Linked DNA regions of Homo sapiens: region 2 is linked to region 1. Evidence: read pairs that join two places in POLR2A ChIA-PET (ENCODE). Cell type or tissue: PC-9. All regions are shown on one strand. Each heading gives the region's core, and the rest is flanking DNA. Links, peaks and the distances in the headings are about the cores only. Region 1 holds the start of EHF (ETS homologous factor). Region 2 has its middle 5.8 kb from the start of LINC02707.

Region 1 (5,378 bases), core at 321-5,320:
CAACCTGGTTTGCTTTGCTCTGTTCCCCTTTTCCTCTGTGGGGACCAGCACAGGACTCAACTCAAGGGCTCTGTGTCTGTGCACAGGTTGGAGAGGGTGATAGGGCCTTGACCTGTAGGGACAACCAGGAAGATTTCTATGCAGAGTAATTGGGTTTCTAGAGTTTGTTTCAGTTGATTTGAGGGCAAGCTGCTTGGCCTCTCTCTCTTGATTCTTCCCATCCACAGAATAAAGACAATCAGCTTTGTTTATCACTCTGTTCATTTTGCTATGTCTTTATCAGCCCCCCAGAGAATTCAGGAGCACAGAACAAGTGCTGGAGGTCTCTCTTGCCAGAGTCCTCCTTGAGAACTTACAATGTGTCCATATTAAGGATCTGCTGTGTTTGATGATTTTGTGATTACACTTTAAACTTCTTATCCATAAAGGACATACTTGATATATCTGAGACTTGTAGTAGAAGGCCTTGAGACATCCATCTCATCCCATCATTATCTATCTATCATCTATCTATCTATCTATCTATCTATCTATCTATCTATCTATCTATCTATCATCTATCTATCTATCGCCAGTACTGTCTTGTTGAAGTTGGCAGTAGGGTGAAAGACCTCAAACTCCAAAGGACTTTCCGTATGGATGCAATATACCTGCAATTCTAGCTTTTTTGTGTTTTTTTTTTTAGGTTGGGGGTGAGGGGTATTGTTTTCATTTTTGTTTTTCTTCTGGAAGGTTCAACTAAGACCCAAGTAAAAAGAAGAATCAATACTTAATAAGTACCCAGCAAGTAGCAGGCACACTTTTAGGTACTTTATTTACAAAAAAACCTCCACAAATAAAGTGGCTTGTGAGTATGAGGTGACATCTTTCCCTCCCCTCCCACCATCACTACCCCAATATGACTCGTCTCAATAGCCCTCCAATCTAAAATGGACTAAATACAAGTGGATAAAGAAATGGAGATTTAACCAGAATTCTTCAGCTATAAATTACAGGGCCTATAATTAAAGGTGATTGGGACTGGGTCAGAGAGCCACATCACTTTTGTGGTTGCATTTGAAGTTCACTATCTCTTGACCACACAACCCTAGCCCTTCTACTCCCACCCTGCTGTCTCAGGTTAATCTCAGGCAATGGTGTAAAGAAGGCCAAGTTTGTTTCCCTGGAGTCCCACGGGCTCTAGCAATAATGCTTCCCTTTTCTCATGAGTGCCCCGCCACCCACCCCCCTTCACCATCACTACACACAAATGCCCTGCAGTGGGTGGAATGTAGTTACTTCAGGTTGTGCCTGATTTGTCTCTCAAGCAAAACTCCAGCAGGCCATTCCCTCAGGGCCCTGCTCTCAGATCTGGAACTGATAGACTAATTGGGGCTAATGTGATAATGGGAAATAATGAAATTTGTTGTTTTTATCAGTGTGTATATGGGGCGGGGTTTACATTTGCATTTTCACAGGGCCCTTGGCAAGTTCACAGGGTTGAACAGTTGGGAAGGGTGGGAATGTCTGGGGCAGGTTAGGGAGGCAGAGGGATTTATTAGAACTCCCCTAAACTGCACTGACCAAAGCCTCAAGCCCTTCTTCAAGACCTGCCCAGCTTCCAAGACCTTCCCAAGTCCACCCTTGTTTTCCCACTGAGTCTTTTACACTTTCAGAAACCTCTGAATTTGTGTAGAAACTAGAAAAAATAAGTAAGAAAAGACTAATACTACTGCACACTCACTGTTCCCCCTTAATATAATAACCAGTTTTTATTCTATTCAGTCAGCCTTTGACCATAAGCAGACCTTTTTTTTTCTTTTTAACACAAGTAACTTCTTGGTTTTGATCACAAAATCTTTATCTCTGCCAAATCTCAACTTCCCTTCCCTCTCCCACAAAAGGGAGGCCCGTTGAGTCAAAGAAATCTGCTTAGACACTTTGCTCATGCCAGGCCAGTGTCCTGGAAGGTTCAACAGAGAAAGTTAATGGTTGGGGGATGGTATTTTTCTTTGCTAGGAGCAGTCATTCACCCGTATGGGAGAAGGTACATTTGTGACCCAGTGAAGCAGGTACAGGTAACTCCCCATATGTCCCTTGGCCCAAGGGAATAGAGGTTGCCTGGGTATTTGAATCCGTAGATCCTCCCTAATATTCCACCTTCTTCTTGTCCAAACTGTGCTTTTTTATTTCCAGTTTCAGCATTTTGGTCTTCTCATCTCTAACTCTTATAGGGAGTGTCAATAAACCTTTTAAAAAAGATCATGTAAGTGTCAAGAGGAAGTGAAGAACCTAGATAATCCACCAACCGGATAATCAGCTCTTGCATATTTGAGAGTTGACTGCTTGACCTAAGCATCTCCTCATAAGGTACCCTCCCTCCCAGGACCTTCCCTTTCAAACCTCTCAAGGCTCTTACCTGGGGCCAGGGGAGATAGGCTTTTCAAAGTCCATTGAATTGCCAAGAGTCTCTGTCAAGAAGGCAGTCATGGTGCCTGGAGAGGGAACTTGCTGGGAGCCCCTTCAGAGCCTGGTACTTATAGAGCTAGGGAAAAGATCTTGATGCCAAAGCAGGGTGGACTAAATACAGACTAATAAATGAGACAGGTGCTCAAGAGGGCCCCTCCATACCATCATCTCCTCCAGATTTGGACTTCTACTCACTTTGCTTTTACATTCCCTCTTCCCGATGGTGTCTTTGGTGAGCAGGGTGCTTTTCACCTGAAACAGCCTCTGAGCTGAAAAGAACAGTCACCACCAAATCAATTCCTCATCCATTAACAGGTTGTCTCTCTGTTCTTGAGACACAGGCATTACCTGGTTAGACCTGTTTTGTTTGAACACTAACGTGTGAGTTGGCCAAATGCAAATGAGCCAGTGTTTGTAATCCTTTATTTTATTTTTTTAAAGGGCTGGGTAGCCAATCAGAAGAGGGGGAAGTGACTTAGGGAATTCCCGGTTGGTGGCTTATTGCTTAACATCCTACAAAATGATTTAAAATTATTGTTATATGCATTTATCTTCACTCTGATGAGGGCTCAGACTTGATAACACCCGTGGTGCCCCATCCCTATAGGAGCTGGTGAGATTGCAGCCTGCTGCCTCCCCTCCAACAGCCACAGCTATTGGATTTCCCACCCAGAATCTTTAGGTAAATGAGGTAAGTCCTGATTTTTAAAACTTCTTTTGAATCTGGAATCCAAACACTTGAGTGGAAAGAGAAGCCTGCTTTAAACTGGACAGATGAAACTAGAACAGACTCTTGGAGACGGCTGGCAGGAAGTGAAGCTCACCTTACCTGGGCTTACCTCACTGGGTCAAATCAGAATTTTATTTTGGAGGGCAGGTTGGCTACTTTGGATATTATCTGTGAATTTCCTGCATTGTCTGGACTTCTAATCTCTGTGAATTTAAAAGCCCCCTCGTTTCCCTATGCCTGGGTGGCAAAACCATTCCCCTGGGTTGAATTCTTCTGGAACAAATAGGCAGCTAGAGATAGGTGGCTCTGATATAGCTCAGAGAAGAAGTGGTTGGCTAAGTAGCTGTTAGGGCTCAGAGTACACGGTCTCGCTTTCTAGAGATGTCTTCTGCTGGTAATTTTTCTGACTTATGAGCTACATGGAAAGGCCAATTTGTTTTTAATATGTTCCAGGACTGGAAAATGGCTAGAAATAGGCAAGAACATACACAATCACACTGGAAAAAGTGGCCAGGCAGCCAAGGCAGGCAGAGGTATTGGGGAGAGCTGAATATCTACAAAAACAAAAATTCAGAAAAAACAAAAATCAATTTTGGCAAAGGGCTTCACTGTATAACAAGGGGACAAGCTAACCCTTTGTTTACAAACTAACCCTTTGTTTACTCCATTTTGTCCAGAAAATACAACAATCAGTTTTGGCAAAGGGCTTCACTGTGTAACAAGGGGACAAACTAACCCTTTGTTTACTCCATTTTGGGAGACTATGATCAGACAGGCAGTTGTGACTCAGCAGCAACAAATGCCTTCTGAGACAGGGATTCTTTTGATTTTGCTTGGACATTGTGGAGAAGTGTTAGCCCCAATGTGGACTGATCTGGGAACAGTGGGAAATTAACTTCTTGTTGGTAAATATCAGGCTGAGGTGAGAAAGCGACATTTTCACCGTCCATCTTTGCTGATTTACCATGCTCCCAGGATGGTGGGAGTGTGTGTTTTTAAGATGGAGAGTGTATGCTTCTGGGTTCAAGTTCACAGGTGTCTCTGCTGGTTATCTGCACTCACCTTGGTAACAGGGAGAAAGTGAGTGAATGGATTCCAAGAACTTACTGATGGAAGTCTAATTCAGGAGTTGGTTCTGCAGCCATGGAGGTAAAGATGTGTTGATAGTCTTTCAATGTGTAAAAGGGCAATTAGAGATTCTGTGTGACTGTGTGTTAATTCCACTGGGGTCAGGGGAAAAATTTATTTCTAACAGAAAAGAAGAAGATACGTTATTAGGAAGAATTTCATGGCTAGGAGATACTATCAGAAAAGGCTCTTAAGAGATTTTAAGGATGACTTTAATAGCTGCATTTGAAGTTTGCAGAGGATCCACTTTTCCTCTTTTTGTGACCTAAAATTCTGGGATGATGAAATAACTCACCAATTCCATCTTCTTATAATATGGAGTCATGTAGACAACACCATTTTCACACAAATGGCTAATGGTATTTAAAAACCATGATGGAATGTGAATTGGGAGTCATTTGGAGGTCTGTAGTTGAACTTGAAAAAATAATAAATGTAATGGAGACAATACTTCACCGTGTTTCCAAAATATTTTACAGAGGCATTTTAAATGAAAGTCACTTTGAGGGAACAGCTGTGCTGTAAGTTCTCTTACATGACCGCGCAAGATGGTAGCCTTCATCAAGACCTCTCAAGGTAGTGTGGGTAGGGTGACGTGTTTGATTCAGGCCTCGTTTGTTATGAAAAGGCTCAAATTCAATTGTATTTGTTATTTTTTTGGTTAAAAAGCACCTATTTGTTCAATTCAAACAATCCTTTTTGGTTTTTTTTTGAGATGAAGTCTCCGTCGCCCAGCCTGGAGTGCAGTGGCATGATCTTGGCTGACTGCAACCTCCGCCTCCCAGGTTCAAGTGATTCTCCCAACTCAGCCCCCCGAGTAGCTGGGATTACATGTGCTCGCCACTATGCCCAGTTAAGTTTTGTATTTTTAGTAGAGACGGGGTTTTACCATGTCAGCCAGGCTGGTTTTGAACTCCTGACCTCAGGTGATCCACCTGCCTCAGCCTCCCAAAGTGCTGGGATTATAGGCTTCAGCCACCGTGCCCAGCCATATTGTTTTCATTTTTAATCTATTAGTCTATCGTGATCTCCCAGTGGAAGTATCTTTGGCCTTTGTGGACGTCAGGAAAGC
Region 2 (5,378 bases), core at 241-5,240, 56 kb before region 1:
GCCAGTTCTTTCTTTCCAAGGCTTTTCTGGATATTCATTTGTCCCAGATTTCTCCTGTATACAAAGCTCAGGAGTGAGGACCCCCACAGTGGGGCTTGCACAAGGATAGCCTTGGGGGGCTTTTTCTAAGAGCTATGACTTTGAATGCTCTCTTCATCGATGCTGACAGATGAGGGCTGATGGAAGTGGTCATGTTTTAAAATGTCTGATGTCCAGAAACACAGAGATGTGTACGCAAAACATTCATTCATTCAAGATGGAATTAGTGCCCCAGACACAGAGGCAGGGGATAAATAGCAAACAAGGCTTGATTCCTGCCTTCATAGAGCTTACTGTCTTGTAGGGGAAACATGAGTAAATTCAGCAGAGTAAGGGCTCTAATTGGGTAAATGGGGGCTAGGCTGCCTGTGTCCTTGGGGTGGTGGGAAGGCTGCTGATCTGGGGTGCCAGGAGACCTGAGTTTTGATGCAGGCTCTGTGACTTTGAGCAGGTCGTTTCCAACTTCTGAGCTTCCATTTCCCTAGCTGAAAATGGGGGCTTGCCATACTCGATGCTGTACTCTATGAGTCTTTGCAGCTCTGTCATCTTTTTTTCTTTTGGTCACTCAGAGACTCCAGGATTGGGAGAACAACCTGCATTCTGATTTAAAGTGTGAATCTAATAATTTCAAAAAGAAAGGGACTAAAAGGGACAAACTTGTTTCTGTTTATTTTCCATCCTTCTTTGGGGAAGTGTAACATTTGAAATCAAATTCTCATTGGCTTAGCCAATGTGTAGACTTCGAGGGGAAATTCTCACTGCCCAGAGAAGTGACTAAAAATGACCATTACAGCCAAAAAGAGAAGTTTTTTTTTTTAAAATCTGTGCTCTACAGATGGATGAAGTGCTGCTGCACATGGACAGAGTGGATCTGGACATTCTGCATGAGCCCAGGGATCCTGAGAATGGATTGGCTGAGCATAGACAGGGTGACCTATCGATGTTCACTGTGGTCCTGATCTATGTGGCCTCTTCCTAAGGGAAGATTTTTCTTAAGGTTGTTTCCTTTCTCAGCAGATATTTGTGAAGAAACTGTATCTGTAGTCTCATTTTGTCCTTATAATGACCCTGATGGATGGGAGGTAGAGGGATGATGATCAGTAAGAGCTGGGAAAGCACCAGGAACTAGCAAGAGCAGGACACCTTTTCCACCACTAGGTAAATGGACCTAGTGACTGCTGGCACCGTGGGTGAGGGGACTGCCTGGCAGGAGCTGTGGCCGTAGCTAGGGGATTACAGCTACGGCCACAACTCTGGCCCTGTACGGAGGGAGTGGGGGAAATAAAGAGTTCATATCACTCCCCTCTTTCCCTGGAGTCTCCTGCTGGTACCTTGCATTGGCTGAGTCTAACTGGAAGCCAGAGGGCAAAGGAGGTACCCTTTCCAGCTCTGCAATTCTCTTCAGACAGGGCTGGGATTTCTGGAGAGAATTTGCAGAATCAGAAAGCAGAGCTTTCCAATCAATGCCAAGCAAGAGACTCTGCAGACTCTCATAGCCTTGGGACCTGAGAAACCAGGTATCCAGTGAGCAGTCACTTAAGCCTGTTCACCTGGCCCTCTCTTACTTTCTCTCCTATAGCAGCAGCAAAGGAGCGATGGGCCGAAGGGACTTGCTGGGTAGAAGTGGACCCACATTCTAAAAAGGAATGGAAGAGAAACCTGATTTCTTTGACTCGCCCTGTCCCTGAAGATGAGGGGCAGGCACAGACCAGCCCTCTCCAGAAAGACAAATATATTCTTCCATTCATGGGAGGGGTAGTAGAGACTAACATTTGTTAAGTATCTATTACATGGGGGGTATGGAGGTAGGCCCTTTGTGTGTGTTGCCTCTTTTAATCCTTTGGTGATCAACTCATGAAAATAAACAGCTCCAGAGCCAGCTGTCTTTGGAGGGTGTAGGCAGGCCCGGCTCTGGGAAACCTGGTGACACTGACCTAGTTTGACTTCCAAATCTTCTCTCTTCTTCGATTCTGGTGAGCCCCACTCTAGCCCCATAGTATGTAGGGCCAAGCACCCAGATACTGCTTCCATCAGGAGGAAATAACATACCTGATGAATTTCTTCACTCAAGGTGTTAGGAGCTTAATGTGTTTCCCCCGCCCCCCGCACCAAGAGAATTTGTGTTTTCCAAGACAGTCAGAGAGTGGGTGGTGCTGAACTCAAAGGAGTGAATCACTAATAGTGGAATCCCAGGCATTCAGGGAGGTCCTATTTCTGGGGTGGGTTCCTTCCTGACACTTCATTTTCTACAAAGGTGGCAGCCACCTATTGTCTCCAGAAAGGAGGCTGTCCCTGTGGGTGTGGTGACGGTGGGAAAGGAGAGGCACCTGCAGGCTGAAGCCAAGATCACCTGATTTTCAAAACCAAATCTGTCCCTACAAAGGAGAAGTGGCTTAAAAATCCACACAGCCTCCCGAGTGGAGGGAAGAATTCCCTCTCCTCTCTGGAACAGGGTTCCCTTCACCCAGAACACGGTGCTGTTGTTATGCAATGTCCCTGTTGGCAAAGATATTTGAGCCCCTTGTTTTCAGGTCTGTGTCATTTCCAAGAAAGAGCTGTGGCCTTTGAGTAGGACTGGGCTCCTGAATAGGGTCCCTGGTGCCAAATGAGGGAGCCAAGAAAAGGCAGAGAAGAGGAAAGTCCTGACTTTTACATGAAGATGAGACAGCCAGCCCTGTGGCAGCCAGATGGCAGTCCTGTTGCTCTGTAGTGGCCTTGGGGTCAGACTAGGGGCAGAGCTGGGCTGAAGGCAGGAAGGCCAGGACAAGACAGGTGAGAAGGGCAAAGTCTCCTGTAACCTGGTGAGAAAATGTGGGCTAAGCCATTCTCATCTGGAGCTGAAGGCTTGGTGGAGAATGGCCCTCAACATTCAAGTTCACACCCATGGATTTATAAAAGGCAGGGCTGGGGGGAAAGGTTTTTCCCATTATACTTAATAACATTATCAACAACAATAATCACTACTATCATTTATTGAGCATTGACTCAAAAGACAGTCCTTTTATGAAAATTATTTACTTAAATCCTTACAAAGCTTCTATTCATTCACCCAACACATATTTATTGAGTTCCTACTATGAGCCAGGCATTATTCTAGGTGCTTAATTTAGATCAAGGGACAAGACAGACAAAATCCCTGTTCTGGTGGCAGGGCTACTACATGCAATTAACAGCACACAACTCTAGGGGGAGCCACATACATGGGCCACCTTATGAATGGTGTGCCCTGAGGTTAAGCATCCTGGCAGCCCCTTTCTGTGACATTTGCATTCTAGTGAAGGGAGTCTAATACCAATGAAGTAGATGTCATTATCCCCTGACTACAGTTTAGGAAACAGAGACACATAGGAATTAAGTAACTTGCTGAGTTTTTCAGCCAAAAATGACTGACCCATGATTTATACTGAAGTCAGTCCTTGCAATTCACCTGTGCCACGTACTTGCCTTTCTCTCCCTGGTGGGCACAGGGAAGAGGGAGTAGCCAGGCTGGCCAGATGAGTGCTGGGCTGGCTGGCCCAGTAGAGGCACCATGTCCTGACTGGGTGGACAAAGACTGGGTAGGAGGTAACAGAGAATCCCTTGGTGAGTCTAACTTAGCTATAAGAAGGCTTGCTGAGAGCAGCTGCCTCCATGCAGAGGGTGGGGTGACCGGCCTTTAATCCTTCCCAGCTGAGGATTTAGTCAAAGAAGCTTGTCTCTGGGGATAGCCTATGGTCTTGAAGGGCCTGAGTTAGCTATTAGTTCACCCATTTATTTAACATTCATTCATTATTTTTAAAAAATTTCCTAGCTATGTTTGGGGGCAGAGAAGTGGGTCCAGAGACCTAGAGGTTTGCAAGGGTAGCTTCTAAACTCCTTTGGTTCAGAACAGAATAGAAAGTGTCCTCGGGTGACCTTGGGTCTGCTTCCCAAGCAAATTGAGCATACGCAGCCAGAACAAAGACTGCACTCTACTCTAGTGAGCTCAGCCTGCTAGGCTTGGATCTAGATTTTATAGCAATAAGCTTGGAGTCTCACCTTTGGGTCAGACAGAGTACTACCCCAGACATGAGGTAGGGAGAGCCTAGTCTATATTCCTCTGCCTTTGTCCAAGCCTGCTTTGTCCTTCCTCTTGACGAGGAATAAAGATGGCTTCTGGGTGTGCATCCCCTTCCTTCTTCCACCTGCAGATGTACCTGTTTGTGTGCAGTGGGCTTCTGAGTCCTGGGCAGGGATGCCAGAGACCGCAAGCCAGATGCTTGGGATGCCAATCCTTGGGACTTTGAGGAGAAAGAGAGGTTCTGAGGGGCATCTGTCTATGGCACAGAGTCAAATGGAACACATGGAAGTCCCTTAGAAGGCTGGTATCTAAGTGTTGGCCACACAATGTCCGTTCTTCCTCCATTATTTGAATTTCTCCTTCTCTATCCTTCTATCTTTCTTGGCACCTTGAGCCAGGTCTGGGGTGAGAGAAGGGATGGTGTAGGTGAATTAGTGGTAGTTATTGGAGGAAGGCAATAAACCCAGAAAAAGTGTCACGTGACTTCTTTCTTGGGCCCAGTGTGACGCTTCTAGTTAGGCTAACGTGGGTCTTGGGACTGTTCCTGAGATTTTGTGGAAAACTCTTTGTATTTGTGCTGGTAACAGAAGGAAACCAGAGTTAGGGCTGGTGGGATGAAGCAGTGGGAACACTGATTTCTCCTTTTTTTCAGATTCAGGGATTTCTGTCAGAGACATCCGTGGGGGAGGGATGGGATTGGGAGTGAGGAGAATCCCTTTCCTCTCCTCTCACCATCTGGTGGTCCCCGTGCCCACGCACCAGCTCGTTGGATGGACATTTTGATTCCCTTAAGATGTACATTCTTCAAATCATTGTTTGTCATTAGCTCCCTGGAGAAAATGGAGGGGCTGAGATATTAGTGAGAAAACATAAAGTTAATTGGGTGATGGAGACTGGGAGAAGGGGAATGTTAGAAGAAAGTGAGCGAGGTCTGCTAAAAGTGAACTTTATCTTCTTCTCAATTTTGCCTAAGACTCGTGTTGCCTGGGCAGTCTCTTTTTGGAAGAGAAATTTTCATGACAGTTTGGGCCAGAGATGGCAAATAAATGCCTGACATGGTTGCTGCCAGCCCCTGTCTCCCGACACGTTCACAAGGGTGCACACCACTTCTCCTCTCTGTGACCATAGACTCAGACCCATTGCAATCCAGCATCCTGCATGGCCCCATTGGTCAGAGTTGACATTTGCAATGAAGCTGCTTCCCTATGCCTGGTTAGGCCTTTTGCTATGAATTCTCTGGAGTTAACTATTTCCAAGGGGCTCCATCTTATTCTTGTGATTTCCACGGGATTTGGAGCCC

The links. ChIA-PET counts read pairs that join two places held together with the same protein. Peaks named below come from ENCODE experiments on the same cell type or tissue, not always from the same donor. Only the 100,000 strongest peaks of a DNase experiment are listed, where the experiment ranks them.
Region 2: POLR2A ChIA-PET joins it to region 1 with 11 read pairs; 2 of 35 experiments call an interaction of 5 or more read pairs at or near these places.

Annotation. Positions count from the first base shown.
Region 1 is chr11:34,618,090-34,623,467 of GRCh38, forward strand. EHF (ETS homologous factor) reads left to right here and starts at 3,004. Exons shown (of 9, transcript NM_012153.6): 1 at 3,004-3,139. RefSeq lists a cis regulatory region at 905-1,304. In PC-9, for the core only: no CTCF peak of the experiment used is centred there; DNase peaks (open chromatin) are centred at 1,312 and 2,832; H3K4me3 peaks cover 3,589 bases; H3K27ac peaks cover 4,122 bases.
Region 2 is chr11:34,562,385-34,567,762 of GRCh38, forward strand. No RefSeq gene overlaps it. Among named protein-coding and RNA genes, the nearest start is that of LINC02707, 5.8 kb to the right of the region's middle. In PC-9, for the core only: CTCF peaks have their summits at 3,269 and 3,480; a DNase peak (open chromatin) is centred at 2,237; H3K4me3 peaks cover 390 bases; H3K27ac peaks cover 2,253 bases.